2 separate regions of the Homo sapiens genome follow, and region 1 is linked to region 2. A link is an interaction called in ENCODE POLR2A ChIA-PET data of the cell type or tissue named here. Cell type or tissue: MCF 10A. All regions are shown on one strand. Links, peaks and the distances in the headings refer to the core of each region. The heading gives the core; the rest is flanking DNA.

Evidence for each region. ChIA-PET counts read pairs that join two places held together with the same protein. Peaks named below come from ENCODE experiments on the same cell type or tissue, not always from the same donor. Only the 100,000 strongest peaks of a DNase experiment are listed, where the experiment ranks them.
Region 1: POLR2A ChIA-PET joins it to region 2 with 5 read pairs; 3 of 35 experiments call an interaction of 5 or more read pairs at or near these places.

Annotation. Positions count from the first base shown.
Region 1 is chr1:167,538,754-167,543,144 of GRCh38, reverse strand. It overlaps CREG1 (cellular repressor of E1A stimulated genes 1), which reads left to right. Exons shown (of 4, transcript NM_003851.3): 4 at 844-2,132. The coding sequence ends at 847. Among named protein-coding and RNA genes, the nearest start is that of CREG1, 13 kb to the left of the region's middle. RefSeq lists an enhancer at 2,643-3,143. In MCF 10A, for the core only: a CTCF peak has its summit at 2,618 (motif pointing right); DNase peaks (open chromatin) are centred at 274, 1,314 and 2,584.
Region 2 is chr1:167,661,021-167,665,411 of GRCh38, reverse strand. The region is part of intron 1 of RCSD1 (RCSD domain containing 1); the gene reads right to left. Among named protein-coding and RNA genes, the nearest start is that of RCSD1, 33 kb to the right of the region's middle. RefSeq lists an enhancer at 2,273-2,372. In MCF 10A, for the core only: no CTCF peak of the experiment used is centred there; DNase peaks (open chromatin) are centred at 1,101, 1,801, 2,211 and 3,651.

The DNA of each region.
Region 1 (4,391 bases), core at 216-4,215, 120 kb after region 2:
CTCCTGAGCAGCTGGGACCACAGGCACCTGCCACCACGCCTGGCTAATTTTTTGTATTTTTAGTAGAGGCAGGGTTTCATCATGTCAGCCAGGATGGTCTCAATCTCCTGACCTCGTGATCTGCCCGCCTCGGCCTCCCAAAATGCTGGGATTATAGGTGTGAGCCACCGCGCCCGCCCAACAAGCAGTTCTTATAAGCATAAGCATTGCTTTTGACCACTGTTAAGTCTGGGCAGCAGCATGTTTGTGCTAAGCCTCATTTTATCTCCTCTGGCGCACATCCGGATATTTCCTAGCAAACACACAGGTAACAAAAGGTCATGGATTACAGACTTGCCCAGTCTTGATACCTAGAGATGGATTCCCTGGTTGGTGGCAGCAGAAAGGGGGAAAGTTCACCTCCCAGCTGTGGTCACTATCACTGGGCAATGGCTAATCACTGCTCTTCTGCCCTGATGTTCAGGACCCCTTCTGTTCTCAACTATTTTTGTCTTTTAAGCCTTCAGATACTCTTAAATGAGATAACAACAGCAGCCACGGCAGTGGCCTGCTTCTTGCTACATCCTAGTAGCGTTTATCAGTGTGTCAGAATCATACTTGGAGAGGAGGGTTATTGCTAAAATGAGGATTCCTAGGCCCCACCCTCAACCTATTGAAACCGAAACTCAGGAGTCTGCATTTTAACAAACCCAAGTGGTTATTTAGTATATTCTAGTGGTTGAAATGAACTGAAAATCTTAATTTAGATCAGAAATTTTATCTAGTCCTTCCCTAGAATGAATTAATTTTTAAGATTTGTTAACCCAGTTTAACAAAATAATTCTTCTCTGTTCCCCTTTCTAGGTGAAGCAGACTGTGGTGAATTTAGCAACACTTATGAAGTTTCTTAAAGTGGCTCATACACACTTAAAAGGCTTAATGTTTCTCTGGAAAGCGTCCCAGAATATTAGCCAGTTTTCTGTCACATGCTGGTTTGTTTGCTTGCTTGTTTACTTGCTTGTTTACCAATAGAGTTGACCTGTTATTGGATTTCCTGGAAGATGTGGTAGCTACTTTTTTCCTATTTTGAAGCCATTTTCGTAGAGAAATATCCTTCACTATAATCAAATAAGTTTTGTCCCATCAATTCCAAAGATGTTTCCAGTGGTGCTCTTGAAGAGGAATGAGTACCAGTTTTAAATTGCCCATTGGCATTTGAAGGTAGTTGAGTATGTGTTCTTTATTCCTAGAAGCCACTGTGCTTGGTAGAGTGCATCACTCACCACAGCTGCCTCCTGAGCTGCCTGAGCCTGGTGCAAAAGGATTGGCCCCCATTATGGTGCTTCTGAATAAATCTTGCCAAGATAGACAAACAATGATGAAACTCAGATGGAGCTTCCTACTCACGTTGATTTATGTCTCACAATCCTGGGTATTGTTAATTCAACATAGGGTGAAACTATTTCTGATAAAGAACTTTTGAAAAACTTTTTATACTCTAAAGTGATACTCAGAACAAAAGAAAGTCATAAAACTCCTGAATTTAATTTCCCCACCTAAGTCGAAACAGTATTATCAAAACACATGTGCACACAGATTATTTTTTGGCTCCAAAACTGGATTGCAAAAGAAAGAGGAGAAGAATATTTTGTGTGTTCCTGGTATTCTTTTATAAGTAAAGTTTACCCAGGCATGGACCAGCTTCAGCCAGGGACAAAATCCCCTCCCAAACCACTCTCCACAGCTTTTTAAAAATACTTCTACTCTTAACAATTACCTAAGGCTTCCTCAACTGCCCCAAATCTCTTAATAGCTTCTAGTGCTGCTACAATCTAAGTCAGGTCACCAGAGGGAAGAGAACATGGCATTAAAAGAATCACATCTTCAGAAGAGAAGACACTAATATTATTACCCATATACATGATTTCAGAAGATGACATAAGATTCCTCTTAAAGAGGAAATGTCAGGAATCAAGCCACTGAATCCTTAAAGAGAAAAGTTGAATATGAGTCATTGTGTCTGAAAACTGCAAAGTGAACTTAACTGAGATCCAGCAAACAGGTTCTGTTTAAGAAAAATAATTTATACTAAATTTAGTAAAATGGACTTCTTATTCAAAGCATCAATAATTAAAAGAATTATTTTAATGAAATGTGTTGGATTCGTTTTCTTAAACATAGACATTAATATTTATTACACTTTGTTTTATTGTCTACTGTCGAAATAGCATGTTCCTAAATCAGTCACTGGCTGTTTCAAAACTTGAAGTGAATAATACCACTCTTTCTAATTGGCAAAAAGCTCATTGTGTCCTAAAATTCTGGGCATGGCCAGATCTAGCCTTTGTCACAGGTTCTGCCTCAGGGATTTGGTTGCCAGTGTACCTTGTGATAGAATTAGGTTGAGGGCAGCTATTTGGTTTTCTCCCTTTACCCACTTAGTGAGTTTTTTCTCCAGCATTTGGAACCACATAAATACATATCGACATTCAGGTAAGATCTAGTTATCATACAGAGTAAAGTCAACCAGTGTTTCACAGCAGGCAGATTCTTTTATAATTGAATGTGCCAGAATATGTCACTGTTAATATTCCAGTTAGCCACTAGGGGGCACTGGACTACTCTTTGTGCAAGTTTGGGTTTCTTACACAGCCAAATCAAGCCCCTAGGAATAATGCTCTGGGTTAGGAGCTGGAGTAAATGCAGCTCAGCAGGGGCAAGAGGAGAAGCAGAGGCCTGATTTGCTGCTGCTGCTGCTGCTGCTGCTGCTGCTGCTGCTAGGTTTTCCTGGGTTTATCATTCCCTCCACACCATGTGCTTCTACATCAGGCTTCTGGTCTCCTTGCACCCCACCTGCTGCAGAAGGAGAACAGATCCCTGGGCTCAAACAGCTAGGAGATGAGTATCTTAGACTGGGGTGGGGAGGGGGAGTCAGCCTTGGTGCAGAGAGCAGGACAGGCCCTGATAGAGAAAGATAAAAGTGTAAAGAGGGGCCGGGCGCGGTGGCTCACACCTGTAATCCCAGCACCTTGGGAGGCTGAGGCAGGTGGATCACGAGATTAGGAGATCGAGACCATCCTGGCTAACACGGTGAAACCCCATCTCTACTAAAAATACAAAAAATTAGCCGGGCGTGGTGGCAGGCGCCTATAGTCCCAGCTACTCGGAAGGCTGAGGCAGGAGAATGGCGTGAACCCGGGAGGCGGAGCTTGCAGTGAGCTGAGACCGCGCCACTGCACTCCAGCCTGGGCGATGGAGCGAGACTCCGTCTCAAAAAAAAAAAAAAAAAAAAAAAAAAAAGTGGAAAGAGGGAGTAGCTCAGGATCCTGAAGCTACAGAGTCCAGACAGCTGCGTTTGGCAGATGCTATCTTGACCATCCTTCTGCACTCAGCTGGTCAAGGCCATTTGTCTTTACCAACCATGGCCAATAATCATAGTTTATTCTGTGTTCTAGTCCAGGTTCAAAGTCCTTGACAGGTATGTGGGGGAGTGGAGAAAAATCTTTATGAAATGTGACGAAGTTCAATGAAATAAATGCATCAGATATTCTGAGGAGGTTGCTAGTGTGATGTTCCCTTCTTAGTAGTATTTAGACTGAAGATCACAAAGTAATTGAAAAGGAGACTACTTTCTTTTAAGGGAGCATGTTTTTCAGTTTTAGTACTGAGGAAATAATGCTCTAATTTGTGTAATGCTGGTTGGTCAGTGTTTCCTAGGGGAATTCCAAACTGTCACTTCAAAACCAAGTGTTCTATAAATATTATTAGAGAAGATAATTATAATTTAATTATAATTCCTTTTGGAATTAAGGGGGGTACAAATCAGTAAAATGTAAATTTTTCAGTTTTTTCTTTAAGATTTATTGTAAGACATTTGTATAGGAAATGTGGAGAATAAAAAGTTTGACATTTATAACCTCACCAACCAGCATGGTTGCTAATATTTTGGGTGTGTTTTCTTGGGAGTGATGTTTAAACATAGTCAAGATCTTGCTGTTTAATGAATGTGTATCATGCTTCTTTCACTTTATCATAAACAACCGTGTTCCTAGAAGCCATTCACGAGGATGGCTGAGAATGGCTGCAGAATATTTCATCAGATCAATATAAGCAGGCCACCAAATAATGGTCTGCATTGGGACTCTGTTGCTAGTGACAAGAAACCTAAGTCAAAGTTGTTTAAACAAAAAGAGTTCATTGATCTTATATTATTCAGAACTTGGCTTTCATTTCCTGGCTCCTCTTTCTGCCGTGTTAGTTTTCATTGCAGCCAGCAATCTTACCACCAAGAGGATGTGTCCTTCCTAGCTGGGCCCTAGCCATTCCCGAATAATCACTGTGTCTGGGAATGGGGTGCCCTCTTTGGCCGAACTTGAGTAGTGTGGCTTCTCCTGGAGTTGCGGGTTCACTCA
Region 2 (4,391 bases), core at 221-4,220:
TTATTATTAATATCTGAGACCTAGAAATAACTCAAATGTCCATCAATGGGTAAGTAGACAGACAAATTGTGTTATACGTACATTATGGAATACTATTCAGCAATAAAAAGGAACAAACTACTGATACACACAGCAACATGCATGAATCTGAAAAGCATTGTGTTAAGTGAAAGAGGTCAGACAGAAATGACTTCCCGTATGGTTCTATTTACATAACATTCTTTAAAAGGCAAAACTATAATAACAGAAAGAAGATCACTGATTGCGTGGGACCAGTGGTGGGGGCAGGGAATTGACTGTAAAGAGTGTGAAGGGTCTTTTGGGGTGATAGAAATGCTCTATATCTTCTTCTTCTTTTTTTTTTTTTTTTTGGTGACACAGAGTCTCACTTCATCACCCACGCTGGAGTGCAGTGGCACGATCTCGGCTCACTGCAACCTTCACCTCCTGAGTTCAAGAGATTCTCGTGCCTCAGTCTTCTGAGTAGCTCGGATTACAGGCATGCGCCACCACGCCTGGCTAATTTGTATTTTTAGTAGAGACAAGGTTTCTCCAGGTTGGTCCGGCTGGTCTTGAACTCTTGACCTCAGTTGATCCACCCGCCTTGGCCTCCCAAAGTGCTGGGATTCTAGGCGCGAGCCACTGCACTGGGCCAATTTTTGTATTTGTAGTAGAGACAGGGTTTTGCCATGTTGGCCAGGCTGGTCTCAAACTCCTGACCTCAAGTGATCTGCCAGCCTCAGCCTCCCAAAGCACAAGGATTACAGGCGTGAGCCATAACAGCCAGCCAGAAATGCTCTATACCTTGATCATGGTCTACATCTCGTGGTGGTGGCTATATGACTGTATACATTTGTCAACACTCATCAATGTATACACTTAAAAGGGGTGAATTTTATTGTAGATATATTTTACCTCAAAAAGGTGATTAAAACATTTTAAAGTGCTCATGATAGTTCAAATACAAAAGTTGAGGTGCACTCAGGCTGCAGGAGGTCTTTCATTTGCCCTAGGGCTAGGAACCTGGCTTGGTCTCAGGATGCCAGCTCTGTGTGCCTCAGGGCGTGAGCAGGAATGCGCTGTGGCTGCAGGAGGCTGGCAGCCTCTGGTAGCTGCTGGGAGTAGGCCACATCCAGCCACTCCTGTCCAGCCCAGGGCAGCTGCCAGGACTCATGCAGCAAGATAGTGGAGACAGCACAGAATTTGGAGCTTGGCAAGACCAGGTTTGGATCCCACTCTGTAATTGACGGGTTGTGGGATCCTAGGCAATTGACTTAACTGTTCAGACTCTCATCTGTAAAATGAGGATAATAACACCCCCTACAAGGTCATGGGGATACTAGGAGATGGTGTTTGATTAGACAGTTTGGGTTCACATCCAGACCTTGCCTTTTACTAGATGTGTGATCTTAGGCAAGACACTTGACCTTATTGAGCCTTAGTTTCCCCACTTGTAAAATAAACATTTATAATAGCACTTATTTTTTAGAATTGTGATAAAGCCCAAATGAGATATTGCATATAAAGCCCCAGCACAGTGCCTGGCACATAATAAGCTCTCCCCTCATTTTAGCTATTGTTGTTGTCACCTAAGATACCAACTGGCACACAGTAGGTGTTAGTCAAAATGTGGGCTCCCTTGCACTCTTCGTAGAGATACCAGGCTGTTGCCAGTTTGGCCCTGAAGAATTCTAAGGGGGTGGCAGGGATCTGCTGTTGCCAAGTCATTTTCATTCCCATCTTGCAGAATAGGTTGGCAGAGCAGATGGGCTGGCATTGCATCTTCATGTCGGAGGAATTTACAAATGGGAGTCTTTGGAACCACAAGAGCAAGCTGGAGTGTGATTCTGGCCTCCAGCCATGAGGACACTCTCTCAGAGAAGGGCCATTTGTGTGCTGGGGTCATTTGGATGTCTCCAGGCTGTGGGGTAGGGTAATGGGTCAGGATCAGCCTTCAGAGGGAAGACTGCTTGTGGCTTCTGCAGGTTGGGGAGGGTCTTGCCGTTACCCAGGCGTATGGTATGAAGGGGCCATAAAGGGCAAGTCCAGTGCAGCTGGCTAGTGCAGCTGGCCTCAGGGGTGTGGCCACAGTTTGAGGGCTGTGCCTGCCCCTGCAGGTCTAGGCCTGATGGGGATAATTTCTCAAGTGAGGGCAGGGGCTCTCAAAGGCTTCTGTGGGTGAATGGCCTGAGTAGTTCTCCAGGGAACACAATGGTCTAGGGAGTGGGACTACGGGGTTAAGTCTCTGAGCAGACAAGCCCTGTCCTGCAAAGTTAGAAGGGAAGATCCAGATGAGTCATTTCAAGAGCTGAGCAGCTGGGAGGCAGGCGAGGCCACTGACCCAGCAGTCAGAGGAGCGGCGTGAACTCACTGGCCCTGATGACCTTCTGCTTCATCTGTGAGATGAGGGGCTTGCAAAGGACGCTTCCTAAGACCCACGCTGCTGGCTTGCTCTTCATTTTTAACATAACGTAAGAAGAAAATTGGGAAAACTTGGGTTATCTTTCTTATGTAGATGAAAATAGAGGTGGATAATGGATAACCTAAATAAGTTCAGGCAGAATCGCAAGAAACTCGGCCAGGGAACTCAGGGATGCCAAGCAAACCCAGCGCTTGCTACAGCCCCAACATCTTCACACTCAGCTCTTCCAAGTAAAGAATCCCATCCCTCCTCCTCCTCTTCCTTCCTAAGAAGATTTTAGGAGTGGAACTCCCTGCCTTTCTTAAATCAGGAATAAAATGCCCAATATGATACGGTCCTTTTATTCCAAATTAGCAAGCTGAGGCCAGCCGTTCTTTCGAAAAGGAGAGTTTCTGGAAAGCAGATGGCATGGCTCAAATAGCCTAGGAGGTGTCCACAAGCAATTATAGAGGAAAGTGGATGAAAAACTGGTAATGAAGAACAGTGACCAAGATGATCAAGGGACACAAGGCCAGAAGAAGTATAATTGTGAACGGGGAGAAGAAAAAAAGAAATGAGGAGGCAGAAAGAGAAAGAGAGAAAGAGAGAGACAGCAAGATCAAGACAGCCTGCATATACCACATACACACACGAGTGTGCTGCCTGCACACCCCAATCCCCCAGCACCCCAGGGGATTGCTGCTACCCAGCTAGGGAAAAAATAACCTTCACTTTGGTTTCATCAGAAAAGTCATAAAAGATGGAATGAAGATTTTGTTTTCTTTCCTGTTACTTTTTTGCCATCTGCTACAGCAAGGGCACAGGCCCAGCCCCTTGGCCAGCTTGAAAGCCTCATGGTTCTGAAGCAGGAAGGGTCAAGGCAGGAAGCAGGGGCTCTAAGAATAGAATGGGTCATCTAGGGAAGCTTTTGGAATAGATACAGACAGGGCTTTTCACTAATCCCCTAGGGTGAGTGACTGGGGCACTCCTCACTCCCTCAGGGGGCTCCCAGACTCTAAGCAGAGGTTAACATACAAGGTTGCTGCACAGATCAATCTGTGCATTATATTCCTCATGGGAAACCCAAGAAGGGTCCTCCTTATAGTGAGCACAGAAATATAATGGCCCCTCAGCCCAAGAAGCAATGAATGCAAGATCTAAGATACAAATAAGCCAATCTTCTCTTGCTACACTCCCATCAGCATCTGTACTATCCTCCACCAAAGGCATGAGGAATCTCTTTTTGGATACTGGCCAATCTGCTCCTTGTGTAGTTATTTGGGCAGATGACTCACAAGATTTTATATATATTAATCGACAGCGGAACTGTGGACAGCCCAGGCAGTACTTTATCCCACCACCTCAGCACATCCACATCCACTTCCTAGTGGCCTCCAGGAGCCCAGGATGGTGGCTGCTGTGGCTTTTGCAGGAGAGGTGGCTCCACTCTTAGTGGCTTCCAGCCACTACACCCAGAGAGGATCCAGGATTGCAAAAGGACCTTCTAGATCCCTACAGAAAGCAGAGAGCAGAAATGGTGTTCATTTCCACCCCAGGGTCAGCACAGTGCTGGCAGTGAGGCCAGACTGGCCCATGCTTGTCTGTCTGCGATCAGCCTAACGTCCAAGCACAGGCTGGCATGGAAGATCCAGAACTAGGCCCTCAACCAGGGACTCCACCAGGGGAGGATGTGGAGTTAGAAGTGCAGGGTCTAGTCCCAGACCTGCACTTCACGGCAGGGACCCTGGACAAGCTACCTATCTTTTCTCGACTTCATTTTCTTCCTCTGTAAAATGGGGATGATATCTACTACATAGGATTATAATGAAGATAAGTCACAATGTGTATGGTAAGTGCCTTATAAACCAATGTTTATTTAAAAATAAGGAAATCCCAATATGTATTATTCCTATTTTCAACTGATTTTACTTAATGTGGTTAGGGGCAGGCCCATGTTGGGGATAGAACATGCTTGATAGTCAAGATCAAG